Regions from separate parts of the Homo sapiens genome. Here region 1 is linked to region 2. Evidence: read pairs that join two places in POLR2A ChIA-PET (ENCODE). Cell type or tissue: IMR-90. All regions are shown on one strand. Links, peaks and the distances in the headings refer to the core of each region. The heading gives the core; the rest is flanking DNA. Region 1 holds the start of LOC124901020 (a long non-coding RNA gene). Region 2 has its middle 260 kb from the start of RPS23.

What was found. ChIA-PET counts read pairs that join two places held together with the same protein. Peaks named below come from ENCODE experiments on the same cell type or tissue, not always from the same donor. Only the 100,000 strongest peaks of a DNase experiment are listed, where the experiment ranks them.
Region 1: POLR2A ChIA-PET joins it to region 2 with 20 read pairs; 2 of 35 experiments call an interaction of 5 or more read pairs at or near these places.

What each region holds. Positions count from the first base shown.
Region 1 is chr5:82,804,998-82,821,307 of GRCh38, forward strand. LOC124901020 (a long non-coding RNA gene) reads right to left here and starts at 11,997. Exons shown (of 2, transcript XR_007058846.1): 1 at 11,793-11,997; 2 at 3,452-3,790. RefSeq lists enhancers at 13,019-13,178, 15,998-16,177. In IMR-90, for the core only: no CTCF peak of the experiment used is centred there; no DNase peak of the experiment used is centred there; H3K27ac peaks cover 146 bases.
Region 2 is chr5:82,526,966-82,543,275 of GRCh38, forward strand. No RefSeq gene overlaps it. Among named protein-coding and RNA genes, the nearest start is that of RPS23, 260 kb to the left of the region's middle. In IMR-90, for the core only: no CTCF peak of the experiment used is centred there; no DNase peak of the experiment used is centred there.

The sequences.
Region 1 (16,310 bases), core at 3,336-11,335, 280 kb after region 2:
AAAGTCATGGAGTGAGTTGAAAAAAACGAATCTCAAACAAGGAATGGCTGTTCCCTGAATTCAGAGTTCTTTGGGAGCTTCTTCCTTCCCCAGGACTGAAATCTCAAGGTTATTTCTTGCCCACTCCTTTCCTTCTCTTTAGATGTGTATGGACAGGCAGTCAGTTAGAGGTGAGAGCCATGCCTGGCAATTTCTTAGGCCGTATGTTCCTCTCATGGTATAGCTTAACCTTTGGCTGTTTGACTTGTCATTTCTTTTTCCCAGTATAATTCTCCTGCTTATGGTCATTCTTGAAGTCTATACAATAAACTGCATTAGTCAGGACTGCCTAGGGTTCTCCATTTAAACAGATTTTGAACACAAATATATTTCCATTGAAATTATCTTCATGCACTCTAGCACACATTCCTTAAAACACTTAACTTTTTAAGAAAAAAATAACTATTGATTGTGATGGTGGTTTCAAAACTCCTAAAACTGTACATTAAAAAGGGTGAAATGTATGTAAATTACACCTCCATTTTAAAAAAGCTTTTTAAAAAAGTAAATGTTGCCACATTATCTGCTATAGACAAGTAGAGCAAGTAGGGAATCATGTACTGAAACTAAGAACATCACAAGCCCTAGATTTTTAGGCCCAATAAGCCACTAATTAACTGTAGGATCTTAGGCATGCAATTTCGTCTTTAACAAGTCAGTTTTATCATCTGTAAAATGAGGAATGTGTTCAGATTAGCATTTGTGAAAGTATGTTTGGCAAAATACTAATTTTTCAGAATATTTTTTAATTTTTTTTTTTTTTTTTTTTTTTTGAGACAGAGTCTTACACTGTCACCCAGGCTGGAGTGCAGTGGCGTGATCTCGGCTCACTGCAAGCTCCGCCTCCCGGGTTCATGCCATTCTCCTGCCTCAGCCTCCTGAGTAGCTGGGACTACAGGTGCCCGCCACCATGCCTGGCTAATCTTTTGTACTTTTAGTAGAGATGGGGTTTCACTGTGTTAGCCAGATGGTCTCCATCTCCTAACCTTGTGAACCACCCGCCTTGGCCTCCCAAAGTTCTGGGATTACAGGCGTGAGCCACCACACCCGGCCTTAATTTTTTAACTATTAATATTTTTTAATAGAGATGGGATCTCACTCTGTTGTCCAGGCTGTTCTGGAACTCTGATACTCAAGAGATCTTCCTGCCTCAGCCTCCCAAACTGCTTGGGTTACAGGTGTGAGCCACCACACCCAGCCATGTTTGTAGTTTTTATGTGAGGCAAAAAAAGGTTTCCTTCATCAAATATTTTAAAGAATGGTTACATCAAGTAAAATGAAGTAGATTCATGAAGTACAGGATATGTCACAGCTTTTTCACCATGTGAAAATGTATACACCGTTTCCTCAGCTTATCCAATCACTATAGTCTTTATCTACTCCACCCCACTCAGCCTTCAGCATCTGCGGGTTTAATGTATAAATGCTGGGAAACACTTAAGTAATCCTTCTTGACAATCATCTCCCACAAAATGTTCCTTCCACAAAATGTTTCTCAGGCATCAATTTTATTTGCACTTAAATTGACACATAGGAGCAGAATGAAGTTATTAAGTGGTTATTCTAACAGAGTGATTTGCCATTTTGTTAGAGTCTGAATATAATTGGGAGAAATCTTTACTTCATACTGCATGTGTAGACACAGATGTGGTCAGTGAATAATTGTATAAACACGTTTCAGAATTGCTTCAGCCTCTTTTGAGTGGAGTATATGTAGAAAGCAGGCTGAGGCTAGCAGAAGTGAGAGATAACAATAGATAGAAGTGTAGGCAAGAGTCAAACGAAATTCTATTGGAAAATAAAAACAATGGTGAACCTGAAAAGTGTTTGAACCCTGTTACAAACTCGCATCAACGGTTTTCTTTTTTCTCTGCGACAAATGTGACAGCCAAGTTACTGTATAAAAAGAGGCCTCATTTTTAGCCCCATTCTGGGAGCCCATGTAATTACTACTGGAGTATAAAGCTGGGAATAGGGGATCATTTTGCACTGAATGAACTATAATCAGCACCCCAACTTTGTGCAGTCATGTCTCCAAGGAAAAGCTCATCTGAACTTTTCCAAAGTTTCTTTCGTATATATCAAAATTATTTATATGCTGTCAAAAATTGGCTGAAACCCAGCTATCCACAGCTATCCACAGTTCCTAGAAAATTTAGCATATGATGTTTCTGGAGCATTTTTCTGCCTTTCTGCAAGGAACTTATCTAGTTATATTAATGATTATTGGCCTCTTTTACCACTCTTTTGCAAGAAAATCCTTCCGGACAATACAAATATTAAAAATGTAAATACAGTCACATATAATAAATGACTGCTTTTACAATACCTTGGCTATATGCTGTATGTGATGAATCCCAGCAGCCTTCCCTCTTTCCTAGTTATATTTATTAGCAGTGTTTTTCTTATGTAACCATAAATAATACTCTACTAAGCAATTCCTAACACATATATTTAATAAGTTAAATACAAATAAAGATCTTAGTAATTAAATTAATAGCATAATTTTCTTGGAAAGAAGTTGAACAAATGCATTAAGGAAAATTTCAAGTCCTCAAAGTTGCAGAAAATAAACTTGTAACACACACAACTGGAATCAGAAGGATAATAGTAATTTGTAGCCCCTCCAACGCAAAATTTCAGGAGTGGCCTCACTAGCCTTTTACCTAAAACTGATGACTTTAGGTGTCTACTCTATCACAATACTACAGCTACTTATGTTTCCTTTAAGCCTAAACAGAAAAAAGGAAAACACAGCAAATATTTTTTGCCTTTATATTAGAGCAGTGTTTAATCATCAGCAAAGTGAACAACTGGTCTTTAACAATAGGCTGCTTCCTTCTACTGAAACTTCTACTTACACTGCTATACTCCAATTATCCTGCAAGTAAATAAAGTGGATCCATTAAGGTCCCTAATAAACATCAATAAATATCTTGAATTTATTTCATTGAACTTTGATTTAGTTCATTATAGGCGCACCTTTAGCTCCTGAGCTGTAACCTTTAACATTTCCATATTCTGCCTGGTCCCAAATGCTCCTGGGAATACTTAGGTAAAAACCACACCCATAATTGCAATATTTCTATGTTGGGTTTAATATTATTAACATGGAATCAGATATAGGTAATTAAATCCATTTGCAGCTAATATAGAGATATTAATTCTTGACTTAAAGGTCAAAAATAAAAATCTTATGAGATAAAATTGTATTGGTCTTTAGATTTTTATTTTTTAAATTGCATTCAGTTCAAATATTTACAGAAGCACTTAAAAATAATATATTTGAATTTCTGAGAGAAAATAACTATCAGCTATGTATAGTTATCTTCTTTCTATTTTGTGGAGGAAAGAAAAGGAAGACTGAAGATATTATTTCAGTTTCCTGGTAACGTGTTCAACAGACACCACAAGGGATTTAAAATATTTATTGAATTGAAAGAATATCAGCTAATAAATAACAATTTGATAATTAATATCTACAAACCCCATCAGTCCAAGGTTGCCAAAATTAAAGTACAGAGTAAAAAGTTTCAAAAAGCTCCAGAATGAAATAAGACACTGGACCTTCTTTCCTGGTGCAGCAGAAAAGCAGACTGAACACATCCCAGGCACAAAGAATTTCACTATCCAGTGAATCTTCTACTGACCGTTTCTTTCAAAGGCCAGCAAATTCTTCACAGAGGGGAACGCAGCAGCCATCTTCTTTGTCCTTGGGACAGAGCAAGAAGGGTCTGTTCGAGCTGGTGACCTAGATTTGAGGAGCAAGAAAAACAAACGATGATCCCTGTCCCAAAATATCTTCATTTTTCCTAAAATGAAATTTCCTAAATGAGCCCATTTTTCCTAAAAAGAAGGTATTTCCTAAATATCTTTCCTAAATTATTGCCTCCAACTCCTGCATTACTGTCTCAAGTTAAGACTTGGAAGACTGTTGTAGTAGTCTGTTCTCACACTGCTAATAAAGGTTCAATTTATTGAACCTTGGGTTCAAATACCCAAGAGGTTCAATTGACTCACACTTCCACACGGCTGGGGAGGCCTCATAATCATAGCTGAAGGGGAATGAAGAGCAAAGTCACGTCTTTCATGGCAGCAGGCCAGAGAGCCTGTGTAGGGGAACTCCCCTTTATAAAACCATCAGATCTCATGAGACTTATTTTATCACAGCAACAGCATGGGAAAGAACTGACCCCATGATTCAATTACTCCCACTGGGTCCCTCCCACGACACATGGGAATTATGGGAACTACAATTCAAGATGAGATTTGGGTAGGGACACAACCAAACCATATTACCTGTTAAAAGGCAAATATTTGGGTGAGCAATACCCTTTACACTGCCATGGCAAATAGATTTGACCCCATATGACATCTCTGATAAAGTGACAGAGGTTGCTGTAATGTGCTGAAAAGATTCTAAGGCCATCCCCAAGCTCAATAGAAAAGAATACTCTTTGAATAGCAATGTCCACTGTGAGCACAAAAGAGACTTGCAACATATAAGTTGACTATTTCCTGACTGTTGTTTTTCCTTATCCAGCATCTACTCATCTTTCTTTTGCCAATATCATGCTGATTTTCCTTTAAGTATCCACCTCTTCCCTAATTTGCATTCTCCCATTTGCATTCCAAATTTTTTCCATCTCTGTTTTTACACATTCAAAACTCAGATCGGTTTGATTAAGCAAGAAATGTGTCAATAATCATAGATGTCCCCTCCTGGGAACCATGTAGGTGGGCTAATTTGTTGGTGCAGAGAAGGGAGATTTGCTCTAGATTCAGCCTTATAAGAAGTGAATTGAAGATAAAGCCTTAGAAGCTCCAGTAGTGCAGTTGGTTAGCACACGAAACTTAAATGAAGATAAAGCATTAAAAAATTGCATTGAATATTCATATGACTTGTGAGAACATCTGGCAATTACAGAGCATTTTGCCAAGACTTAATAAAATAAATAAGGAGAATAAAGATCAGAATATATTTCAAGCTAGTACAGGCTTGCTCAATATATTTTTTAATTGGTCAAGAATTATATAACAAAACCTTATGAGATAATCTGTAGCAGCAATTCTTTTTCTCAAAAATTAAAGAAGCTATTTAAAGAGAAGGGCTGTCCACCACAGCAACTTTCTAACACTGACCTACCTAGTTTCTTCTGTAAGGGGATACCTTATTGTATTTAATGTACTCTAAAAATACATTTACTTCCATGTTATTGTTTTATCATGACCATTTATTTATTCAATTTTTTTGAGATAAGGTCCTGCTGTGTCTCCTAGGCTGGAGTACAGTGGTGCAATCACAGCTCACTCACTGCACCCTCAAACTCTTGGGCTCAAGCGATCTTCCTGCCTCCTGCCTAGCCAGGACTACAGGTGGACACCACCACGTTCAGCTAATTTTTTTTTTTTAATTTTTTGTAAATTAGGGCCTCACTTTGTAGCCCAGGCTGGTCTCAACCTCCTGGCTTCACTCAACTCTCCTGCCTTGGCCTCCCAAAGCACTGGGATTACAGGCATGAGCCACCACACCCAGCCCTAACCATTTTTCGTGAGCATTTGATCTTGCTCTTCATGACACTTTTGAAGAAGTGAGCCCAGAGTTTGTCAAAGGGATGTTACATTTTCCATAACACAATTTTTTTTTAGGCAGAGTCTCACTCTGTTACCCAGGCTGGAGTGCAGTGGCGTGATCTCGGCTCACTGCGACCTCCGTCTCCTGGGTTCACACCATTCTCCTGCCTCAGCCTCCCAAGCTGCTGGGACTACAGGCGCCCGCCACCACACCTGGCTAATTTTTTGTATTTTTTAGTAGAGACGGGGTTTCACCATGTTAGCCAGGATGGTCTCAACCTCTTGACCTTGTGATCCGCCCACCTTGGCCTCCCAAAGTGGTGGGATTACAGGCGTTAGCCACTGTGTTGGGCCTCCATAACACAATTTTTAAGGCTTCTTTAATAGAGCTGCTCTTGGGATCTATGTTTCCAAAAAGAAGTTCAAACTGTCTCTCCGTTTCATTGCCCTGTATTTTCCTTTATGATACATCACAATCTGTATTTATTTTGCTATTTGTTTCCTTGTTCTTTGTCTATGTCATACAAGCTGTATGAGGTGGCACTTTGTCTGTCCTTTTCACTATGTCTCCAACACCAAGCAGAGTGCCTGGCACAATAATTATGTGTGAAAAGAGTGCTTAGTAAATCAATGAATCTATGAATCAATGAAATAATTCATAAATGAAACTGATGGTGATACAACACAGTGGAGGTGCTTTTACTTTGTAAGCAGCTTTGTTCATAAATTCATGAGAGTTCAGAAGTGGAAAGCTCATAAGTAGAGGCACTTCTGTTCTCCTTCCTGCTTATCTCAGACATGGCATCAATACCCATCTCACGTAGATTCCTAGGCAGCCACTTCAAATGGATTCCTTCCATCTCTGGGATAAGGTACTAAAGCCAAAGTAGGTATTCATGCCTCTGTTCGCCCTGACCCTGCCTTGGACTCTTTATTCCAGTAAAGCAAGCTATGGTACATTTTCCTCTCATCGTCTTGCCATTCTGTCTATACAAAAGTTTGGACCTTTCTATGCGTTGCCATGATACACTCTTTATACCATTCATAACATCTGGCTCACAGCTTCTAATAACCCACAAATGCCTTGACATAAGCAACAGCTAATTTCGTATTATGCAAGGTTTTAGTTATATTAGAAAATGACATAATGTATATAAAAGCGTTTTATGAGCTAAAAAATCCCATGCAAATGAAAGAGATAATGATCATGATTATCACTATCATTGTTGTTGCCTCAGCAAAGACGGAAAACTCTTTGAAGAGTCTTTTCACATTCTCCCTTTTTGGCTTTTAAGAAATATTGAACTACATGCTTCCAGAGAAGAAATTGTTTCTTGGCATTAAAATAGAAATTTTAATAAAATCACATTAACTCTTCCAGGCACTGTTACATTACAGAGGAAAACAAACAAACAAACAAAACCAGATCCTATTGTCCCAGATCCACTATTTATCTAAAATGTGAAGAACAGGCATTTCTTAGTAGTTTACATTTTCTTTTTTTTTTTTTCCATTAACTTTTATTTTAAGTTCTGGGGTTGAAGTGCAGGATGTGTAGGCTTGTTACATAGGTAAACCTGTGCCATGGTGGTTTGCTGCAGAGATCCACCCATCACCTAGGCATTAAGCACACAGTCCATTAGTTATTCTTCCTGATGCTCTCCCTCCCCCGCCCCTCAACCCTGACAGGCCCTAGTGTGTTTGTTCCCCCCACAGTGTAAGCTTTGAAACATACTTTCATTTCCTATGCAGAGGATGATTTTGATTCCCCACTTTACACAAACTATCCTCTTAGAGAGGAGACCCCACTAGGCCAGTCAACCCAGCAATATCTCAGATCACATCAGACTCATTGGAAGAGAAGTAGAAGTTGCCTAAACACTATAATTTGAAGCACATCAAAAAGGTCCACACATGGCTCTGCCTAGAGGTCTAGCCCTGGGGACTGAATAAATTAAATAATAAGCCTAATGTCCTTGAGCACTCTCAGCTACCAAACAAAAGCCATGCTAAGCAAATGGAAGTACAAAAATGGATGCATACAAACATGCTTCTTTCGCACACAAATGTTCCCAGAAAGTATTGAATTGCATGCTAGCAAGAGAGCTAGCCACAGAAAGGATTGTATAAGCAAATTCCTGTTTCCCAATTTTGACCTTTACTGACTGTTCAAGAATATTCAGCTGTCTCACACTACCTTGAGCAATATTACCATTTCCTATTTATCCAGATAAAAGAAAATGCATACCAAGAGTCTCTGGTAGCTATAACTTACGAAATGATACCATGGGAGCCTAAATAAGTTAATATAGATTTCACATGTATAATATATTCTTTGAACAATTGTACTTACAGCAATAATATAGCTCATCAGTTTTTGGAAGAGGCAAAGCACTTTTCAGGGCTTATTTTTGCAATATCACATTCTCTCCTAGCTTTCCTCCAGTTATGAGAAGTCAGAGGGGAAAATAATGAAACCCATCTCAGTCATAGGCATCTGACTGAAGAACTTTGTTACTATTATTTGCAAGGATTTGACACTGACTTGAGGTTTCAGTGATGATTGACATTTGTAAAGAAGCCTTTGCATAGCATTCAGCAGGCTGTTAAAAACATGTATAATTTAGCTTTGGTAGTTTCAATAAAGTAAAGGTTAGGTTCTGCCAATGACCTTTCTTGAACTTCTAGGAGTATATAGTCTTTTGGTGAAAAGGTAAAAAACAAAGACTATATTTTCCTACTTAGGTGGTAATTACACTTCAGTTTATGTAGTTCTGATGTTCGTGGGAGATCTTTATAATTTACCCCTGGGCAGGCTCTCGCTGTGAAGCTTTTTTTTTCCCCTTGAGAGAGTTGGTTGTTTTTTTTTTTTTTTTTTTTTTTTTTAACAAACATCCTTGCAAATTGGATAAGTGTTGCATTACAGTGATTTGCAACTCATTGATAGACTTACATGTTTGAACCTTAGGAATAGCACTTGAAAGAAAGATTACAAATCCCCTTAACCTGCAAGCATTCACTTTCCAAAAATACCTATTTGCAAGGCATGAAAGCACTGAATTTTGAAAGCCCTGGTAAATCCAAGCAAAGTGAAATGTACCTCTGCTCAAATGAGTTCAGTGGTGGTCGGCCTTTAAGAAGACAACGTGTTTTGAGGCTTTCTACAGATAGCCAAAGAAACTCGTCCTTCATTCAACATCACAGGGTTCCTCTGCCATCATGGTAATTACACATGTTGCCAACTCAATTAAGATTGCACAAGGAAAGATGATTATTCATTGTAGCAATTTCACTTTATAGTCAGTGGTAAATTCTGTGAGAAAACTTCATCCGGCAACTTTCCCATCCTCCTGGAAGGGGGGTCCTTGGTGGTCAGCCAGAAACATGCAGAACTATCAGTATAATTCATGCTGCTTAGGGGTTCAAAAAAAAAAAAAAAGAGGCATTTCCAAAGCCAGGGCAAATTAGCCTTTGGCATTGAAACTCTCGATTATTTATCCACTCAGGCGCATCTATACAATGAGAAACAACTGCCTTGAAAGGCAATAAAATGTTGCATACAGTTCCCAGGGGCCTGTCTGCCTGATGAAGCATTTAATCAACCAGGCCACAGAACCATTTGCGTTCTATGTATCTAGCTAGGGGAGGTAGTCAGTGAAACTCATTAAACAGTACTCAGAAGAAACTATCCAGCCCAGGTCTTTATTTTCTCCACAGGCTCTCAGGCAAAGTCCCAAAAGTCCATCTTTGGGCTATTGATGAGTGTTACCAAGCTCCAGCTCCATTTTCTCAGAAAACTCAGGTCAGGAAGGTGTTTCTTCCTTTAATCTCTTCCTTAACTCCCAGGCTGTGGTCAGCATCTCATGCTCTCATTTTGCATGCTTTTGTTTTCTTTCCCCAATAATAATGCAATCTATTGAGTAGGAATGATGGCATTCTTCTCCCACAGCAACTAAAATGATGTTTGGATAGATCATTGGGTCTTGAAAAGTACATTTTCATTGTACTGGGCTGGATGGTTTCTTCTGAGCACTGTTTAATGGGTTTCACTGACTACTTCCCCTAGCCAGACACATAGAATGCAAATGGTTCTGTGGCCTGGTTGAATAAATGGATTTGTACTTCATTGTACTACTAGCGGCTCTTCACCTAAACAAAATTTCCATTTGGAAATGGGAATATCCCTCTCACTTATGTAAACACTACTTTCCCTTTCTTTTGATCAAGGACCTTCCTTCAACTTCAAAGTTTTTCATCTCCTCTGTACACATGATGCTTCCGGATTCTGAAGTCTTGTAAGTCAAAAATTCAATGCCTAAAAATTTTTCAATGTACCATCTTTCATAGACACAGAGTAACTATGCATCAGAACAAAAGCACAACTACTTATTTATATAATGGTACTTTGTATATAAGAATGAAAGGGAAGGCCAGGTGCAGTGGCTCAAAGCTGTAATCCCAGCACTTTAGGAGGCTGAGGTGGAAGGATTGCTTGAGGTCAGGAGTTCAAGACCAGCCTGGGAAATGTAGCAAGTCCCTGTCTCTAAAAAAAAAAAAAAGAAAAAGAAAAAAAAATAGAATAAAAGGGGAAAGATTTTTTGGAACTCAAGCTATTCATCCATTGAGAAGTCTCTGTACAAATTATCTGGTCTCCTTATTGTCAGGAAGCTCACAGAACCTTTCTTTATGTATTTGAGTATTACATATGCATTTATTTGAAGAAAATTCACAGGCTTTACAATGAGTTATAACACCACTTCCCAGTTCCTTCTCACTGTGGAACTGTTAGCAACCCATTTGGTCATTTTAGGTGCACTATTAGGTGCATTAGTATACCTTTGAGATAATCTCAGATCTACTGCTTATTAGTTGCATGACGTGGCCACATTATTTAAGGTCTTTGCTTCAGTTTCCAAATCTGTGAAACAGAAATAGCAATAGCAATCACCTATGGGTTATCAGGAGGATTAAATGAGTTACTACATGTAAGGCACAGAGAGCCTGGCACTTGGTATGAACTCATCAAATAGTAACTTTTTTTTTCTTCCAGATCTGGGGACATTCTCATGTGTCCCTCATGAATTTTGTTCCATTCCAACTGAGAGTAGTGGGAGGATGCCACTTCTTAATTCAGGGTCCCCATTGCTAAGTCTTCGGCCTTTTGTTATGTACTCGTTCAAAATACAGGCTTCAAGTGATGACTCTGTATTTCTATAATCTCCACTTAGACAGAGATTCCTAAGGACAGGAACTCGATCCTAAGGTTGTTTCTATGGCCCACCATGTTTAAGGCAGTGTCTCACATGGAGTAAGAGCTCCATATTTATTTTTGTTGATATTTTTTACTGTTCCTTCCTCTCTGGTTACCCAACACTGATTATGGCAGCATTCCACTCTTTCTCCTCTTCCACACCACGTGTAATTTGATCCAATAGAGGTTACAGAGCCTGTAAGGCATACTACAAGGGACTTACCAGTAACCAAATATGTGATCCTTACCAGAACTCTTATTGTTTAGATAGGAGAAAGAGCAGATAATTTTTTGGACAGATGTGTGTCCTGGGTTGTGGGCTGCTTGTGGGTTTCTCATGTGCTGGCAAGCTGATAAAATTGAAAGGCAATGAAAAAATTTGGACAAGCATTCCAGTGAAGCTAACACAAGATTTCTTGATTTTGACCAACTTTGGCTACATTATTAGGAAAAGATAGCCCATGAAGGTGTTTTCTATGGGAAACACTCTACTATAAGAAGATAACCAATGAAAATTTTTAATTCACTGAGCCAGACTTCTTTCCACATAGTCTCATGTGATTCAATTACAAAACACTTTTTTCGGCAGGGTGCGGTGGCTCACGCCTGTAATCCCAACACTTTGGGAGGCCGAGGTGGGTGGATCTCAAGGTCAGGAGTTCAAGACCAGCCTGGCTAACATGGTGAAACCCCGTCTCTACTAAGAATACAAAAATTAGCTGGGCATGGTGGCACGTGCCTGTAATCCCAGCTACTAGGGAGGCTGAGTCAGGAGAATTGCTTGAACCGGGACCCGGGCGGCGGAGGTAGCAGTGATTGAGATCTCGCCATTGCACTCCAGCCTAGGTTACAGAAAGAGACTCTGTCTCAAAAACAAAACAAAACGAAACAAAAACAAAAACAAAAACAAAAAACACTTTTCTCTTACCTGCTTACTGGCATCTTTGAATGCAGATTCAATAGTGAACTGGACTTACTCTCTTCAGAAGGTACTCCTACTGATGCTAGAAAATGCAGCCACAAAGGAAAAACATTGTAGAGGAATTTCACTCCAGCAGAAAGAAGCAACTCCCTCATTACCAGATTGTTGTTTTCAGTAATTCTGTGGAAAGTCCCTTCTCTTGTTCAGTCCCTTGCTTCTCCATTTGGCTTAATCCCCCCAGCTGTAGTTTTCAGAGTCTTATGATTATTATTAATGTTATTGACTGGCTATTTCAGATAGCGTAGGTTCAAGTCTTCATGAGTTGAAACTTAGCCTTTCTAATCCATCTGCTCACGAAGGTCCCTCGTGGATTCTTTTCCTTTAAGTTGTGACTTGGCACTTTGGTTTCGTCTGATTTGTTCTGTGACCTATGTACAAGCCATGTTTTTTTCAGTATTGGAAACGGGCTATTTTTTTGGTGATCACTTACACATGTTGCTGTTTTCCCTCTGTTTCTCTGCTTACTCCATTCTAAAATCCAACACATGATATGCTGAATTCAAATGGTTTTTGGAACCAGGTGAGAATTGAGCTTTGGTCTTATTTTTTTTTAATGGGCAGGTTTTTCCAGTGAAGGATTTTCAAGCTTTTTTCTTTTGAATTTTGCTCCTTTAAAATCCAGATGCTGTTTAAAATTAGTAGAAGGCATTTGAACTGTATGACTAAAAAAACCATAAACTGTTAGTATTCATGAATTATATATTTCTTTTAGAGATGAAGGCTCCCTATGTTGGCCAGGATGGTCTCGAACTGCTGACCACAGGTGATCCACCTGCCTCGGCCTCCCAAAGTGCTGGGATTACAAGTGTGAGCTACCATGCCTGGCCACTTAGTGACTTTTAAAAGAAAAGGATTTGGACCACAAGAAATTTATGCTATTGTAGAGCATTAATTAGTGAGGATATCTGAAATAAAGAAATCTCCTTCCATTCAAATTGGCTTGAACATAAGAGAAGGACCGTTATATATATTTCAGGCCGGTTTCAGTGATGGCTGCCAAAGTGGTCTAGAAAATCCTTGTATTAGTCCACTTTTATGCTGCTGATAAGGACATACTCGAGACTGGACAATTTACAAAAGAAAGAGGTTTAATGGACTTACAGTTCCACATGGCTGGGGAGGCCTCACAATCATGGTGGAAGGTGAAAGGCGTGTCTCACACGGTGGCAGACAAGAGAAGAGGGCTTGTGCAGGGAAATTCCCATTTTAAAAACCATCAGATCTCATGAGACCTATTCACTATCCTGAGAACAGCGTGGGAAAGACCCAGACTCATAATTCAGTGACCTCCCACAAGGCCCCTCCCACAACATGTGGGAATTCAAGATGAGATTTAGCCGGGGATACCACCAAACCATATTAGTCCTTAACTATATGGGACTATGGTAGAGATAATTGCAGAAAACAGAGACTTCTTAGTTTCCTGAGCCTGAGAGAAACCAGGAGAAGAGGGTCTTGAAGGTCTTTCTTGCCCATCCAATAAGCCATCTCTTTTCCACCAGAATCTATAAAGGGGCTAAAAGTCTAGCATTAAATGTTGAATCAAATTGTTAGTTTCAGTAAGAGTAAAAAGCCTTTCAAATCTCCTGGAAGTAACACTAGGTGATTCCCCTCCCCGACCCCTCACCTCCACGAACAGCAAAGTGTTAACCTCTCTGTGCTTCAGTTCCCTCATCTTTAAAGTCTCTGTAGCATGCCTCCTCATGACCTCCTACATACATAAACAAAAATGGCTAGACAAGCCCTGATTGTTTCACAAGCTATACAGCCTTGACTCTTCATCACAGGCTATTTCTATACAGCTAAAGGGAAATGGAGAATTGAAGCTAATGTGGAGAATTGACATCTCATGCTCAATTTTACTCTTGCAACATTCGGAGAATGACTATTTTTTGAAAACCTATTCAAGTGTGCTGGAACCAGGGCCTGGATAAATAAATTTTTAAAAATAGATCTAATATAGGTGATACTTAGGAGCTCATTTGCTTCAAAATTCTACTGCCTCGAATCCACTGAAACAACTTGTGCTAAGATCACTAGTATTTTCCTAATCCTCAAACTCAATGGATACTTTGCATTTATTATCTTAATTGAATTCTCTGGACCATATGGCATTGTGCAAATGTGGGTCGCTGTCTCCACGTTGAAACTCTTTTTCCTTTGCTGAGGTATTGTAGAATAGACTAGGGTACAGATTCTGGAATCAGATAAATTTAATTCCAACCTCACCACTTTCTAGTTGGTAGTCTTAGGGAAGTTACTTGAATTTCCTGTGCCTCAGTGTCCTCATCTTAAAAATGAATATAATATAACTTATTTTATAAGATTATTGTATTAGTTGATTTACCTTATGCACAATGCTTAAACAGAGCTCTTCCACATAGATGGCATTCAGTAAATATTAGCTTAATTATTCATAACACCATTTTCCTTCCTTATTTGGATCATTGTCTCACAGTCTCCTTCACTGTTACTAATTCCTCTGCCTAGCCTATAAAACCAGTGTCCTTGTCTCTTCTTGTTGTACATAATCACCTTAGATGATCTCTTTTACCTCAAACCTTCACGTACAATCATTAGGTGAAAGCTTCTTAAATCTCGGTGTCCAGCCAGACCTCTCTCTTGAGTGCTGAGCTCTCTCTCCAACTCTTTAATGCACAATTCACCCTTGGTTGCACCATCAATACCTCATATTTAGTATGTCCAAAGAGGAATGCACCAGCCCCTTTCCTGGAACTTCAGCCACCACAGATGACAGCATGCCCCTCAAAGCAATGTGGTAGGGAAATCAAGGTGTGGGTGTTTAGTGAATGGTGAGTGTTCTCCATCTCAGTTCCAGCAAACGGTGGCTGTGGACAGGCAAAGAGGCTTGATTCTGAGTAGGTAGAATTAGCTTAGATTTTTACAAAACTTACTTATAATTGGGAATTCTGTTCTGTAGTAAATAGAGAATTATTGAAAATGTATGATAGAACAGTTCCTAAAAAATATTGTCACATGTTTCTAGCTCTCATTTCCATGAGCTATAGACTTTACTGACATCAGGGATAATCTCCAGTCTCTTCCTTTGTATTCTATGTATCTCTGTCAAGAACAAAAAGTCTGTTGCTCTCGGTTACTCTATGAGTGGCCGGACAAGGTCCAATATATGAATATGAATCTTTTCCACAATAGAAACCCAAAAACCAGCTGACCTGACTTCATGCCTCTGAAATCTTTGGTGCAATCAGATAATCCATTTCCAGTTATTGGACATCAAGCTAGTCTGATAGCTGTTGTTTCATGGCCAGTTATGCTGTGCCATTTTAACTTATACATGGGAGGGTATTTTTCACAGATTTCCTGAGTTATGGTAGTGGTTTACTATCAGTCATCTCAATAGATAATAGGTTCCTGTTTCTTCCATCAATATATTCATGTAGAAAAAGTCCTGAGGCCAGGATCCAAAATGTATGTTCACTGGTGATAATTTAAGTAATCCTACAGAGTTGGCAGGGATGCCTGACAACTCATAGGAAATGGCCTCAAGGCATCTTTGCTTTGTCATCTAGTAAGAAAATGTAACACAAGTCATAGAAGGTGTCCTGCCCCAAACCATCACCATAGCACAGGGTATATTAGCACCAGGCAAAAGATTATAACCATTCTGAGTGGGAGTAACGACAGGCACAATCATAGTGAGGAAGAGTAATTTCTGACTGTTACATGCCTGACACACAGAATTTACTGAGGAGGAACACTGATATTCATACCACTTCATCCAACAACTATTATTTTAGCAACTACTATATACCAGACACTCTTCTATACACCAGGAATATACCAATCAACATGCAGACCAAAGTCCCCATGCTTATGTAACTCATACCCTATTGCACTGAGAAAGGTTTGAGACATGGGAGAAAGGTGGGTCGGAGATTTTTGCTTAGTTGTTTATTGAGACCAAGTTCCTTGATTGTACAACTATGCTCTAGTATTTTTTAAAAACAGAAAAAAGTAAAGAAAGACACTACACACACACACACATACACATATACAAATACACATAAATATATACCTATTTATGTATATATTCATGCATAATCATATATATAATTAACAATACCACTCCCCTCACCCCATATGTGTTTCTATGAGGAAGAAGGTATTCGTTCTCTCAGATGGTTTCACAGTTGAAAAGCAAAGCAGATGGCTCTTCTAGAGGAGGCAGCTTGCTTGCTAAAATGTCATGGATATACAGAAATAAAACCGAAAATGAAATGAAAGGCAAGAAAATATTCTCATTTGAATAATGAACTATCTGATGTTTCCTTAGAGCCACACAGCTCAGATAACAAAAAGAAACACTCTCAGACCCTTTGTTCTGCATTTACGACAAAACTCAAACCACATGTCTGTCATGTAATAAGCCACTCTGGATCATTTTTTGAAGAATAATAATCATTGTTTGATGGAACCACTTGT
Region 2 (16,310 bases), core at 5,091-13,090:
CTTTGGAGTCTCCATTTTTTTTAATCTATAAATTGAGAATAATACCATAGTTCTCTATTTGTGAAGTCCAAAGAGATCATGAAATACTTGTTTCCTGCAATTTATTATAAAGCATAAGGCTTTATTATGTTGTGATCATTTATGAATGTGTCTTGCTTCTCACACTAGACAGAAAGATTCAGAGCATAGTGACTTGAGCAACCAGTTTTCAAAAGCTATAAGTTAATGAGGGAAACCCACTGTAAAAATTACAGCAGAGTAACTATTATTAGATAGGCATTTCTAGTCCACCGTTTTGTCCATTGAGGCTTGTTGCCTTTTTCCATATAAATTGTTTTGATTTTTCCAAAGAAAATCCGACAAAGGAGAAAATGGATGGTTGGTATTATCAGGGAGAATTTCCAAGATCCAGGACTAGGAAGGGCAGACAATCAACAGTAATGACAGGCTCAAGGTACCCTCTTACTGGGGTGAGTTTTAAGTTATGATATTATATGGGGTACATTTATCCTCCTGTTCTCAGCACAACAACAACAAAAAACCCAAACCAAAACAAAGAAAGGAAAAAAGCAACCAATCACCAACAACTAACCAATAAACAACTCCCCTAGTCAAAATCAGAGAAGCCAAATACGAGTAGTTTTAAGTTGCTGCTCCTTGGATGGCACAGAATTAAATCCCTCTGATGCTTAGGTCAAGAGTGTTCAATTACGGACAGCCACAGTCTGGGACTCTGATGATGTGTATTTGGTGCCCTCACACTGGGCTCCCAAGAGAAACCAACAATGCTTATTGAGTAACTGTAGTATAGTCCTGTAGAGACTAGGGATGAAGTTTCATTCTTTCTTATTACCACCTCCTGTGATCCTAACAGGGATCCTTATTTGGGGTAATCTAAATCTCAAAGTTGATTAGTTCTTTGGAGTGATGTTTTGTTAGGATGTGTAAGGGTTCTTGTTTGAAATATATAAGCAACAGTTATTTACACATAAGATCTAAGACATGTACAAACAGTATGTTTGCCTTTAGCCACATTGCTCAGGAAAACTATTAACCATTGTTAAATATACAGTTGCCCATGTAAGAAGCCTGTTGATTACAGATTCTGAGAGACTACCCTTGTGACTTTGATTGGGACTCATATTTGAAACCATAGAGTCTTAAAATGCCTTCTAATAAATAGATCTACTGGATTTGAGTACTTCAGTGTATTAGTCCATTCCCACACTGCTAATAAAGACACACCTGAGATGGGGTAATTTATAAAGGAAAGAGGTTTAATTGACTCACAGTTCAGCAGGGCCTCAGGAAACTTACAATCTTGATGGAAGGGGAAGCAAACACGTCCTTCTTCACATGGCAGTAGCAAGGAGAAGTGCAGATTGAAGAGGGGGAGAAGTCCTTTATAAAACCATCAGATCTCGTGAGAACTCACTATCATGAGAACAGCATGGAGGTAACCATCCCCATGATTCAGTTACCTCCCACCAGGGTCCTCCCATTACACGTGGGGATTGTGGAAACTACAATTCAAGATGAGATTTGTGTGGGGACACAGCCAAACCATATCACCCAGTTTCAGCTGTTCTGTAAAACATGAAGCCATTCCTCTAAGCTTCCATCCCCAGGCCTTCCAAAGTGAATTTCCTCAACACTGCTTAGTTTTTAATTTAAAGCACATCATCCCAGACATACTGTCTACTCAGTTCTTGCTACATAATGTGATAACTTAATTTTTTATTTATGTAGATTTTGTGAGTAAAAGGACCCAGATGACCGTGGTTAAAGAGCATACCTGAAAGATCAGTTTCAATAAAAATGACAGAATGGATTAATATGCAACAAAGGGTAGCTGAACAGCTACTATATGCCCAAGGCAGTGGTGGAGAATTTCACATTATCACACTTTAGCAATCTGTGAAGGAGACATTATTATTTTTGCTTTACTGATAAGAAATATAAGGATCAAAAAAGTTAGGTAACTTTTCCAGTGTTACATTGCTGGTTAATGACGTAGCTAAATTATTAAATTTTATCTTGAATCCACTGTTTCTGGAGGAGACAGTTTTATTTTTTATTTTTTTTGCTTTTATTGTGGTTTTCAAGAAGCACCTCAGAGATTCCACCTTGTCATTTAAGCAGTACTTGAGGGACTTAGATTGATTGCTTCAGGACACTGTGACTAGTGAGAGACATATGCAAAACTACTTACATTATGATAAACTTTTCAAATGGAGAGTCTACTTTGTGGCTACTTTCAATCTATATTTTAGAAAACAATTCTTTCTGTTTGCCTTCTACATATTCCTGTATATTTGTTCAGCAGCAGGGCAGATTCTTATAAGAAAGGCAATCATAGATTAGCTTTTGAACTAATCAATAAAAAAATTTCAGCTCTAGTCCGAAAGACTATCATGATTTAATTGTAGATAAAATCCAGCATGCCTAAATGAGGCTACCTGATTTCTTTTTTTTTTTTTTTTTTTTTTTTTTTTTACAATGTGAGCAGCTGTTTTTTTGGTTAACTGATTTTTTTTGGAAGAAAGTGTATTATCATATGATGAAGAATTTTCTTCAAAAATGGGATAATTTCCTTCAACAGTTCTCTAATATATATAATGTTTAGCAAAAGTAGCATCATGGGACAAGATACTTGTATTTAAAATTCTATTTAAAAGGCTCTGGAGATATTTCCTGCAATATTTAATAAAACTTTTAAAATTAAACCTACATACTGTTTGCTTAGTTAAGAGTGCTTTTCTATTTTTGCATAATTTAAGACACTGCAAGAAAAATAAGATTCTTGAATCTGGAAAATAAATTCCTTTCTCTTGAGCCAGTCTCATTTTGGTGGTCAAAGTGCCTTCCTCATTTCCCTTGTGATTGAACACCAAAGGTGTCTTCAGGGTCATCACTCTATGTGGGACATTAAAGGTCACATGTATATAAATAGAGAGCCAAAAGCTTGTCTAAGTGTTTTAGGAAAGTTCAGAGTCTTTCCATAGGCTAATTTATCATAATTTCTACTAAGTCTCACCAAATGAGAGAGCACAATGAATGAGGATGAGAATCTGACAGAAGTGTAAGCCTGGTCTGGGCAAAATTGTGAATTTAGCCAAGTTTGTCCTGGGTTCCCCTCCTTTCTCTTTTCCTGCAGTCCCTACCCACTGAGATCAGTTACCCTGTTGCTTAACATTGCCCCAACATTCTTCCACTGAAAAGTCTTACCCTGAGTGAAGCCCAACTTTTCCATCTCCTTTTGTCCAACAGGAATCTTACATGCATTGAATACCTTCAAGTCAGATACTCGATATTGTTTTATCCTTTCAAAAACCTCAAAGTAGTGTCAGAGGACATAGTTTCCATTTTATACACAAGGCTCATATATATTAAACCAATTTCCCAACTCATATCACTAATGATTAGTAGAACTAGTGATATGGATCCAGGTATGTTTGAGTGACATCTCATATGCTTACCACCATAAAATGCTGCTTCCCAGTCTAATTTACCAGTTTAATTTTTCTACTTCTTTAGAGGCCAGCAAAGTGAGAACAACTCACAAAACAGCTCCACATAAGGTATCAATGGCTGATATCATCAGTGGGAGCATGGAGGAGGGCCACCATTTGTCTGCAAGTATTATAGTTCTTCCTCCTGAGGTCAGCCATTCTTGCCCTTGGGTGATCCTGCCCTGGTAATGAGCCTTGATCTCAGGAGGTGAGCTTGTGGCCCTTCACCCAGGGAGAAATTTCATCTTCTCACTTGCCCCTTCAAGGGTTGTTATTTGTTGAACATCCTAGCTCAAATTATATTCCTCTCTGATAATCTTCATATGTTAAAAGTAGACTTAAATACCCTAACCCAAGGGATAGAATTGTGTAGATATTTTAGGCACAGGACAAGGGAAACAGCACTTTTGTCCTGGTGCTCCACCCTGCCTACCAAGCCCATCTCCTCCCAAAGAAGTGACCTACATCACTTGCATACAGAGTCGGCCCTTGCATCTTCCTCGAAGCATCATCAAACCTAATCTCCCTGTATTAGTCTTCTCATGCTGCTGATAAACACTTACCTGAGACTGGGTAATTTATAAAGAAAAAGAGGTTTAATGGACTCACAGTTTGACATCACTGGGGAGGCCTCACAATCATGCAGAAGACAAAGGGAGAGCAAAGGGACTTCTTAGATGGTGGTGGGCAAGACAGAGGGAGATAACTTGTGTGGGGAAACTCCTTTTTATAAAACCATCAGATCTTATGAGACTTATTCACTATCATGAGAACAGCATGGGAAAGACCCACCCCCATGATTCAATTACCTTCCATCGGGTCCCTCCCACAACATATGGGAATTGTGGGAACTATAATTCTAGATGAGATTTGGGTGGGGACACAGCCAAACCATATCACTCCACCCCTGGACCCTCCCAAATCTCACGTCCTCATATTTCAAAAGCAATCATGCCTTTCCAACCGTCACCCAAAGTCTTAACTCATTTCAGCATTAACTCAAAAGTTCACAGTCCAAAGTCTCATCCGAGACAAGACAAGTCCCTTTAGTAAAATCAAAAGCAAGTTAGTTACTTATTCGATACAATGGGGGTATAGGCATTGCGTAAATACAGCCATTCCAAATGGGAGAAATTGTCCAAAATGAGGAGGCTACGGCGCTGTGCAAGTCCAAAATCCAGTGAAGCAGTCAAATCTTAAAGTTCCAAAATGATCTCCTTTCACTCTATGTCTCACATCCAGGTCATACTGATATAAGAGGTGGGTTCCCATGGTCTTGGACAGTTCCACCCTTGTAGCTTTGCAGGGTACAGCATCCCACCTGGCTGCTTTCATGGGCTGGCATTGAATATCTGCAGCTTTTCCAGGCACATGGTGCAAGCCGTTGGTGGATCTACCATTGTGGGGTCTGGAGACTGTGGCTCTCTTCTCACAGCTCCACTAGGCAGTTCCCCAGTGGGGCCTTTGTGTGGGGTCTTCAACCACACATTTCCCTTCTGCACTGCCTTAGCAGAGGTTCTCCATGAGGGTCCTGCCCCTGCAGCAAACTTTTGCCTGGGCATCCAGGCATTTCCACACATCCTCTGAAATCTAGGTGGAGATTCCCAAACCTTGATTCTTGACTTCTATGCACCTGCAGGCTCAACACCACATGGAAGCTGCCAAGGCTTGGGGCTTGCACCTTCTGAAGCCATGGCCCAAGCTGTACCTTGGCCCATTTTAGCCATGGCTAGAGTGGCTGAGATGCAGGAAACCAAGTCCCTAGGCTGCACACAGCAGGGGGACCCTGGGCCCAGCCCACGAAACCATTTTTTCTTCCTAGTCCTCTGGGCCTGTGATGGGAGGGGCTGCCATCAAGTAGCAAATTTTCCGAACTTTTATGCTGTGTTTCCCTTTTAAAACTGAATGCTTTTAACAGCACCCAAGTCATGTCTTGAATGCTTTGCTGCTTAGAAATTTCTTCTGCCAGATACACTAAATCATCTCCTTCAAGTTCAAAGTTTCATAAATCTCTAGGGCAGGGGCAAAATACCACCAGTCTTTTTGCTAAAACTTAGCAAGAGTCACCTTTACTCTAGTTCTCAACAAATTCCTCATCTCCATCTGAGACCACCTCAGCCTGGATTTTATTGTCCATACCATTCATTATCAGCATTTTGGTCAAAGCCATTCAATAAGTCTCTAAGAAGTTTCAAACTTTCCCACATTTTCCTGTCTTCTTGTGAGCCCTCCAAAGTGTTCCAACCTCTGCCTGTTACCCAGAGAGGTTGGCTGCAGAGGCCTCACAATTATGGTGGAAGACAAAAGAAGAGCAAAGAGACTTCTTACATGGTGGCAGATGAGAGAGAGAGAGAGAGAGAGAGAGAGACAGAGAGACAGACAGAGAGAGCTTATGCAGGCAGGCTTCCTTTTATAGAACCATCAGATCTCGTGAGACTTATTCACTATCCTGAGAACATTATGGGAAAGACTCACTCCCATGATTCAATTACCTCCCACTGGGTCCCTCCCATGACATGTGGGAATTGTAGGGTCTACAATTCAAGATGAGATTTGGGTGGGGACAGAGCCAAACCATATTACTCACCCAGCATCAGAAATTAAGTGTAGAAATGTGAATGTGGCAAAGACAGTTAGTATGAGCTAAATATTTCCTGTGCTTTTCTAAATCACCTCAGTTCCCTGCAGTTAAGTTCAGACGATGTGACCAGTTTGGGCCCATAGGCTATGAATACAAGCTAAAATTAGTGTTCTTCCTCTATCTCTCACGCCCTGCTTAAGGAAAGGTGGAGAAACCTAGATCCCTGAATTCCCACATGAAGGAGCATGAGCATGGAAAATTTGTCCCATCCACATCAGACTTTTCCTGAGAGAGAAAAGCATCTTTGCTTTGTTAAGTCACTGAGATTTTGAGGTTTGTTACTGGAGCCTATCATGTTCTGGAGAAAACAGGGTGATTTTTGTGTGAAATGTCCTCCTTATTCCAGGTTATCTGCTCTATGAACTGACCTTGCAGAAACAGACGTTATTTGAAGGAAAATCCTGCCTACAAATTTGGAATTTGTTTCAGCTTCACAATGGCAGTCTTCGAAAACCTTCAATCAGCAGTCTAGCTTATATTAATATTTAGGTTATTGAGGCTATTGAGTATTGAGGAACAAAATTAGTTGCAGTCTTAGAGTATAGGTAATAACTATCATTCCCTCATAGATGCTGTGATTTTACCCATTCCTGCAGATAGCTGGCAAAGGCTGATGTTTGACACGTAATGCAGTATTGCAGACACTGCTTTTCCATGTTGAAACAGAGTGGATGATAGAGCTGCTATTTAATGACAGATGCCACTATGGCCTGTAATGGGTAGTTCTGGCTTTGGCACTAGTTTCTCTTCTTTCTCAGGGATTTCCAGGGTTAAAGTAATAGATATTCTCTGTATTATTCTTACAAAAACAAGAACAAAACAATAGATCACTATAAAGGGAGTTTACAACATTGCTCCCAACCCTCCCTGGGCCATTTGGCCAGGACATTCCTGTGTGTTTGACAGAAGGCTCTGCCTGCCTCTCTCAGCCTCCAAGCTTTGTGTCATGCTCCAAGGAACATGCAGATGGCAAAGATGCCAGATGCCCCAACCACATTTTTCTGGGTTGAAGATGTTTAGAAAATTGAAAGCAGTATTTTTTGTGTTTTTTTTTCTTTTTCTCCATTAAGTTTCATCTTAATTATTTTTATTGGTTAAAATTATCTCCTTCCCTCAAATTGGAGATTTCTATTTCTAGAATTTTTTCACTTAGGCATTTGGGTTTTTTTCTGTGTCAGTTTTTTCTGTAATAGTTTTAGCCTCATCTCTCAAGGGATATCTTGTCTTCTATGAGGACAGTTCTATGTTGTCTCAGCAGGGCCAGCTTTTGAACTCATTGCCTTGTTTGCATTGAGGTTTACCGCACCAACATTTGCTGTCTCTTCCTGTTCTGTTTTTTTTTTTTTTTTTAATTTTAACATTTTAGTTGTCTCCACTGGGATCCAGTTAGGGCTCCCTCATGTGTGTCTATTCCAGCTTCATTATAATCTCCATCCTGCCCACTCTCAATTGACTCTCAGCTCTAACTCAGGTTAGAACCTGAGGTTAACTCACTCAGGTTCCATCTGTTGTGTTTTTGGAGGGAGGCACTAAAGCAAATCTCAAAGATGGTGGGTCACCTCAGTATCCAAATTCTGTAGAGTAGCTGAGAAGTAGTGTTACTGTATTTTGGAAGCATCTAAACCCTGACTCTTTTAAGGGCTATTCAGGAATGACACTGATGCACATTTTAAAGGTAAGGAATTAACAACCCTTATGAAATGTTACAAAGCCCTCAAAGGGCTGAATGGACTTGATACCATTCTTTGATGGAGGAGACACTATGTCATTTTCAAATAACATTTTCATCACGCTTTACCCATATTTCTACACCTTCCTTAGGGTGGTCCATAACCCAGACTCTCCAGGAATTCACAGGGAAAGTCTGAAGAAGATAAGTGGTAGCTTTCCTGATTTAGCTGTTTTAATCTATTGCTTTAGGACAATGTGTTGGGAGATAGACCACAATGATTTCTCAAACCTCAGTCAAGAATGGACTACAGTAAAGTCATATGGTAAAGGGGGGATTAGATTCCAAAGGCAGTGAGTAAGTGAAAAATCACATAGAGACAGAATAATTCTTGGAAAGCTTTAAGAAAGATTCTCTGTTGGAAACCAACATAGAGCCAGTTTTAGTTCTGATTTTCAAGCAGATGAGCACCAGATGAAGAGGTTGGCTTGTGTTTTGGGGCCATGCTATTCCAAAAATATGTGTTTTTGTAAAAAATTATCCAATCACACTGAAGGGAAAAGTGGATTCACCTCTTTCATCTCTGGCGCATTTTCTCATGGAATAGAAGGCAAGCAAGATTGCCCTCAATTGCAATCTCAATTGCAAACTCAGTTGCCAAATTTGTATGCCTAACTTTGTGTAATTTAGATACACATGTTGATGTGGCTCCAAGGTAGTTTCTTGAAGAAACATTGCCAGTTCCACTTTGGAGAGATAGAAGGGAGGTCCAGAGTCCATCCTGTTAAATGTCAGTAGCACGGATAGCGGAAATGCTGTAACGAAGGAATTAAAGAGCATGTCCTCAGTTCCTCAGTGCAGAGACAAGACTCCTATCTTCTCAATGAGTCTTTGTTCTTAGAGAAGCTTCTGAGATGAGAGGGAATGAGGCTTCTGTGGAGAAAATTTCCAGTTAACTGTATTAGAGCTGAAGCTCTAAGTGGATGAATTGTTAGTACTTGCCGATTCAGGAGGGGAACTGAAGGGAACCCTCTCCTAAAGTCTGAAGAGCCCAGGCAGTGCTGTGGCTGCCGGAAGCCTGGAAGACCCTTGCATCCCATGATGTCAGACTTCAAAGCAGGTTATTGTGAGGAAAGCACCAGCAGCAACGGGGGATCTCAGCACTGGAATCCCTGCTCTGGAAAGATTCTCTTTCTTAGAGTTTTAAAAGATATTTGGCAGCCGGGCGCAGTGGCTCACGCCTGTAATCCCAGCACTTTGGGAGTCCCAGGAGAGCAGATCACGAGGTCAGGAGATCGCGACCATCCTGGCTAACACGGCGAAACCCCGTCTCTACTAAAAAAATACAAAAAAAGTTAGTTGGGCGTGGTGGTGGTCGCCTGTAGTCCCAGCTACTCGGGAGGCTGAGGCAGGAGAATGGCGTGAAACCAGGAGGTGGAGCTTGCGGTGAGTGGAGACAGAGCCACTGCACTCCAGCCTGGGCGACTGAGCGAGACTCTGTCTCAAAAAAAAAAAAAAAAAAAAAAAAAAAAAGCTATTTGGCAAAGTTTTGCTGAAGGAGTGTGCTAATTTTAAGTTACTGTAACTCACTTTGGAGATTTCCACTGTAGCCAGTAGAATCTTTTTAAGTACTTTCCCTTTCACCCAGAGTAGGTGCAAGTGGCTGTCCTGAGCAAACAAAAAGAGACATTTCTATAGATTTCTGGGTAGGACTTGAATGAAAGAAACCTGGTTCACTTGTCCAAGGGCATTTCTGCCATAACGTTGGCAGAGGAAACAGGATGTCTATGAATTATGTCCTCTAGACCTCATCACTGAAGGGTGTACCTGTGAGCCTGCCTCATACACCAAATTGGGATCCAAGCCCTGACCAGAAGTGATTGCCATTTCTCTATTGAAGAAACTGGAGACACCAATATAGTCAGTGAGCTTTGACTGGGTGACAAATCAGTAGCATGGTTGCCATGTGGCCTCTAGGTCACATTTATCTAGTAATGCCAGTGAGCAAGTTTGTGTGTAAGAATTGCATATTCAGGAAAACTCTCCAAATTTAATGATGTATTGGGAGACCCCAGATTTGGTTTTGGATTGCTTCTAAACTTGAATGAATAGCGGGGGGACCACAACAACTCACTGGGTTTTTTTTCCTTTGCAAAGTAAGGCGATGGAGATTGGGCTGGTGGAGAGCGGGTGGGTGTTGGGTGTGAACTAGTCTAAGATGTATTGCTGGGCTAGCATTTTATGAGTCTGTGATGGGCAGCTCTCTTTGCGTAGAATACAAATGAAATGTGTTCTGAAACATGTTCTTTAATTAGTGGCCCTTGCAGGAGTGTTTCTCTGTTGATAACTACAGTTCTGTATTTTGGACTTCAGTAAACAAAAAGAACCATGTGCTCTTTAATAATCCTTGTGCTATTTGATTTCTGATGAGCAATGTGGCTCCAGAGCTGGAGTCTGTGAGCTCTTCAGGGCAAATGTGTAAATTAACTAGCTGAGGCCAAGTTGCAGAAGAGAGAGAATAGTGACTGAATACTGACCATGGACCAGGCATTCTATCAATTGCTCTACCTGCTTTGTTTCATTAATGCTCACAATAACCCTAGGAGTTTGAGATTATTTTGATCTTATTTAATAAATAGTTGTAGTGAGGCTTAGAGAATCATTTGTCCAAGCTCACAGAGCTAGAAAGTGGCAGGGACAAGATTTGAATGCAGGTTGCTTATTGCTGAGAAGGCTCTTTTAAACATAGTGTGATGGTCTGTTGACTTTTTATGTTTATTCCATTAAACTCATTTCTGCAATGCTTTGGGAAAATTGAAAATATCTTTAAAAGCTACATGTGATAAATGTTTTAAAATTGCCATCTAAAAACAAGCATGTAACTTAACCAACCATTAAAAAATTTATATAAACTTACTGCACAATAAAATGTTGTTCCAATTTTAAATTAAACAGATTAAAATAAATATCCAGTGTAATTCCCAGAACTGTCAGCTACTCACTATCTGTTCAGTCAATTAAACATCATCAGCTATTTGTGTACTCAAGAGTTTTATTGAATTAACCACCAGGCTTTTGGTGTTTTGATTGTTACTACAGATGCCACTGCTTTGCTTCGCTTTGAGAACTGCTGTCAGAAAGACGCAAGCACACACAGCTGAACTGGTGGTCTCTTCAGAGAAAATACTTGTAAATGGAAGACTGGCTTATTACTAATTACTTTTAATAAAGACTGCAGAGAGCGAAACTTGCCTCTAACATTCTCACACGTAATCTTTCTCTGCATGCATACGTAAAACCTCAAACGAAAGCCAATGTCAACAACAATATTCCCAGATAGCTTATTTCTTTCACAAAATGTCCCGAAGCCTCGAATAGCTCAGTTTTTCACAACTGAGTTGACACATTTTTTAAGAATGGGTGAAAAGCACTGAAGGGGGCAGATCCAGAAAGGTGCGTATGAGGCTAGAAGGAAGAGTGACGACTTCTTATGTTTGTATTTGCTTTTCCTTCCAAATAGGTTTTGTTCATGGGGACCTATTTGGGCAACCATGATGTTTTCTTATTTTTCATGGTATGGCAAAATATTAAAATTTTCTTACTGCTGAGCAGGAAGAGTTGTCCTAAAACACATTATGGACATTTTTGGTTTTAGTCTACCCTAGTTTAATGTCCTCCTATTACATAGCACAAAAGCCAGCCCCCACCCTCTCCATGGGGTTCAGGATATCACTTCCGTCTGTTCAGTTTCTGATCAGGCATGTGAGAGATAAGGCAGAGAAAGCATTCTCAACATGAACCACACTTCCTTATGAATCCACAATAGCTTAGGAAGACAAGCTTCATGTTCTTAAGCTTTATAGATATGTTTCCCAATCCTCCTCTGTCTTTCCCATTGTTTCTGCTGAAATAAGGCCTCTCCTGTCTTGCCCTGGCTGCTCCTGCACTGATTTTCTCACTGCATTGGCTGGTGAGCATGTTAACTATCGTGAGAATAAGCTGCTCCCTGTCCTGGCACTGCTTTTTGAAGAAAACATTTCCTTCCCTTGTGCAAGCCAAGGAGTTACTTCCGTGGGGAGAAAGCTGCAGTGCTGATTGGAAACATGCGTTATTGCTGGTTTAAATTTGGCTTATTTGCAACAGACAGAGATTGGGAGAGATAGGAGAATGGGCCTCTCCTGGTCCTGCGGTGGTTCCCACATCTGCTTCATATTAGGTGCACTGTGGAGAAAAGACTTTGAAATTAACTTTAGTTGTGGAATAATAAGGTAGGCTTCTTAGTGTGGGGGATTGTGGATGATTACCCTCCAAAATGAAGGGTTGACGTTTCATCCTCTGGGTACTTTTTCCAGGGTGGTTTGGCACTAAATAGAAACTGGAGAGGTGTCCTGCAACCTCTCTATCCCCAGTGGATGAAGGTGCTATTTTACTTCCTCTTCCTCAGAAGACTAGAGTCTGGCTTTGAGGGCATAGCGTGCACAGCCATCTGGAGTCATCACCTCCACTTCCCTAGTCCTCTGGGACCTACAGCAACCAGGGGTATTCTTGATGACATGTGCAGATTTGTGTCTACTGGGGATAAGGCAGACCTGCTGCTGGTCTTACCTGTTCTAGAGTTTTCAGGTGGCGCTCTAGAAATAGTCACTGTGGCACAGGTCTGCAAAAAGAAAAGGATATATTTTAAAAGTTTTTTGACTATCTTTCTCATCATTTCAGATCTCAACCTCTTTTGAGATAATCTGAAGAACACACCCAGACACTCATGAGTAAGTTATTTTCTGTATATTCTCATTTCTCATTTAATTGTTTTTATTTTTCTCTCCTTATATTGAATGTAAGAGCTGTCACAGCAAAGCTCTTGTTACTGTCTCGTGTTCCCTGGGCCTAAGCAATGTTTGGATATTGTAAGTACTTCAAGATTGAAGGTTGACTGAGTGAACCAAAGAATAAATGAAGGGAAGTCTCTACCAATAAAGGGTACTTCTGGAAGCTGCATTAGACCCTTGGATTCTTGATGGAGAGGACATTGGCACTGGGACAAAAGCTCTGGAGTTGCAATAGATCAGTCTGACCCCTCTGAGGTCAACTTAACCAATATCCTGGGATTAGGCAGGAGAAAGCCTAGACAGAAGAAATTAGAAGGTCGATGACCTTCCAGACTACTTTCAATAACCATGATTTGGGGAGCTTTTACGTTCACTAGGATCAGCCTCATCAGAGAGCTTTCAAAATAGAAACAACAATCATCCATTGTGTGTGGTGTAAGTTTGCAGGCAGAGGCCTCAGTTAGTTCTCTTCTTTAATGACCATCTAATTCTGCAGTTCTCTGATTTCCCCTCATTAAAGTACCCCTAGATAGTTGATTTGAGAGTTGTTTTAACTAGTCTTTTTTGATTTTAAGATTCTGATCAGAAAATCACTCAGATTACCCCAGGAAATGAAACTTTATGGTAAAGACAGGTTTTACATTTTATCATAAGGATTTTCACATTGTTATTTTATATTTGCCCTGCTAGAGAGTTAGGAAGGTAACCTCTTCATGCCTCATGAGAAGAGAAGTTGTAATTGAAATCATATATGTTGGTCCTTGTGGAAGTGGAAGAAGGAGACAAGTCATTCCACATAAGAGAACCCATGACAGGTCTAGCCTCAGCCCCCCGAAGACAGGGATGTCTCCAGGCTGTACTTGCATTTCTGAAGCAGTTATGGAGGGAAATCTCACCACAGGTGGCTGTGACTAATCACAACCCTTGTGACTAATAACTCATTTTTAAAAAATATTATCCCGAGGAGAAAACAAAGGGGCCTTTTGGAAATAATCTGAATAATGTCTGCCTCAAAGAATTCCAAACCTTCTATGTGCTAACTTATAAAAAGTCTAATTAATGTGGTACTTGCGATAATCAAGCCTCCTTAATCTTTGAACAAAATTATTTGAAATTTCTTGAGCTTGCATATAATCCACCATGGCCTCTCCAACTTCTCTGCTAGTAATGACTATAGATCTCCAAATCCTATGAGTAATTGACTTATTCTTTTGTCTAATTCAAAATTTCCAGGCATTCAGAGAACCTTATTGGCCTTCCTCATTGAATTGCAAAAGAACATGGCCTGGATTCCTACTTATGAGCCAAGTGGCCATGTTGGATTCAGTCATGTTGACTTCCATGAGGCTGGCCCTGGAGATGCCTAAACAGAAATTTTTCCTCAGAAGGAGCTATGCACATGGCAGTGATTCAGAAGCTTGTTGTGTTCAGTACAGGGTAGAATCAGAAACGTGGCTTGTTTAATTCTGTTCATTCTTCCGTATCAACTTATTAAAGAATAACGTGGAAGAATTTAGCTTCTATGGAAGCTGAAAGCAACTTTGGATAGTATTTAGATGAACCTCCACATTTTAAAGATCAGGAATCTGATAAACAAATGCCCTGGCCAAGAGCACAAAGGCAATTAGAGGCAGAACCAAAATAATTCAGGTAGACTCACTCGAAGAGTGATGACATGGCTCTGGCAAACTATCTCTGAAACAGTTGCTCCCCACATCTACCCCCTCCCCATTTTCTTCGGTAAAGAGCAGAGTTTAATTTCCAAATAAGTTCATTAAAATCATAATTAGAAAACCAAGTTAGAAGGCAATAAATAATCCAGTATTCTGGAAGGTTTTAAAATGTTTGCCTCATTTATTTTGTGAAGTGAAAATAACTTTATCCAAATTGTGGTAATATTTTTTAACGTTGTTTAGACCCTTTGACTTCTCACTATAAAATTGAATAATATACCCCTGACTACTTAAATGGAGGAAGAAAAGATGAATATTAGTGGTAAACCCCAAAATTTCATTTATTTTAGAGAGATACATGAGTTGATAAAAAAGAAATAATTTGTAGAACAAAGAAGCACAATTCATTGCCTTCAAGTACATAAAACAAATAGAGCCAGGCCAACAAATTTATCTAATGGTGTTTTTAAGGAGACTCATTATAAGTATTTAATTAATATACTATTTAATATGTTATTTTTTTGTGGTCATCAATTGTGCTTTTGGAGTATATATAAAATCATCCAGAAATGGGGATACGGTAAAATTAACTTCATTCCAGACCTTATTCTAATGAATAGCAATTTTTAGTATGCTCAGACTTAAAAGTTTATATAGTTTTGAATATTTTGGTTTTAAAATCGTGTATTTCTCCGACAGGTCTCAACATGCTTTAATATCATTAGATGAGTGTCATTATTATCTATGGACTACATTTTGCTGATGGGAATCTGAATCTCAGGACAAAGGAGGAAGGGGAGAGTGCTGTTCTCCAAACACTAATTCTTAGGCTAATAACTGACTTAGGAGATCATACCCTGCTCTTTCCATTTACTTTTCATTTAGTTCTTCAGGTGTTTGGAATAGAAAAGTGGGAAATAAAATATGGTAAGGGCAATTTATTATTAGACTGTAGATATTTTAAAGGAAAACAGCCCTTTATACTCTTTGACCCTATGACATATGTTAAAAAGCAGGAAGAACAGCAATGCCCTGTAAGTTGATATTTAGGACCTATAGGATTCATGCCCACTCTAGTTCAGGAACAACTTAATATCTACTGGTAAACATCTGGAAAACAACAAGGCCAACCCTATCACTTTTTTCCTAGTTGTGGATTGCTGACTTTTCATCCTTAATCTTTCAGGAAAATTTAACTTTGGTGAATTTACTTTGACAGGTTAGCTCGATGTAACTGCATTAAAAAAAAATCACAATTTTTTTTATGCACAACTGCATTAAAAAATCACAATTTTAACTGCATTAAAATTTAATCACAAGAAATGGAAGAGGAGAGAACTCCCTAATGGCTGTTGCTGTTACAAAGGTAGTCATAGCAGTTTTTAAAATAGTTTTCTTCTTTTTTTTTTTTTTTTTTTTTTGGCCATTTCAGACAGTCCAAAAAAGAAAGAGGGCCTGCTGAGTATTTTGCCAGGGAGCTAGAGAATGAGACAAAGAATGCCAGTGATACATGCATTAGTTTCTCTTGGGAAACCCAGGCTGTTTTAAAAAGCCATGAGCTCAAGGAATCTTGGTGAAACCACTAAAGAAAAAGCTTATCAATGTTAAAGGACATTGTAAAACTCTTTGGAGATATTTATTTTACCGTATTAGAAAATACTTTATTAGATTGAGTCTATTTTATGTGTAGGGTCAACAGAACCAGTCTCATCCTTCCTTCCCTTGTCCTCTTTAGACAGCCCTCAGGACTGACTCCAACTCGAGTCATTACAGAATATAGTTACAGGAATCTCAAAAGGAACAAAAGCACTAATATTGAACCATACTCCCTAATACAGTTTGCATATTTGTCCTCACCTAAATGTCATGTTGAATTGTAATCCCCAGTATTACGGGTGGAACCTGATGGGAGGTGATTGGATCATAGGGGTGGATTTCTCATGAATGCTTTAGCTTCCTTCCCTTGGTGCTGTCCTCACAACAGTGAAT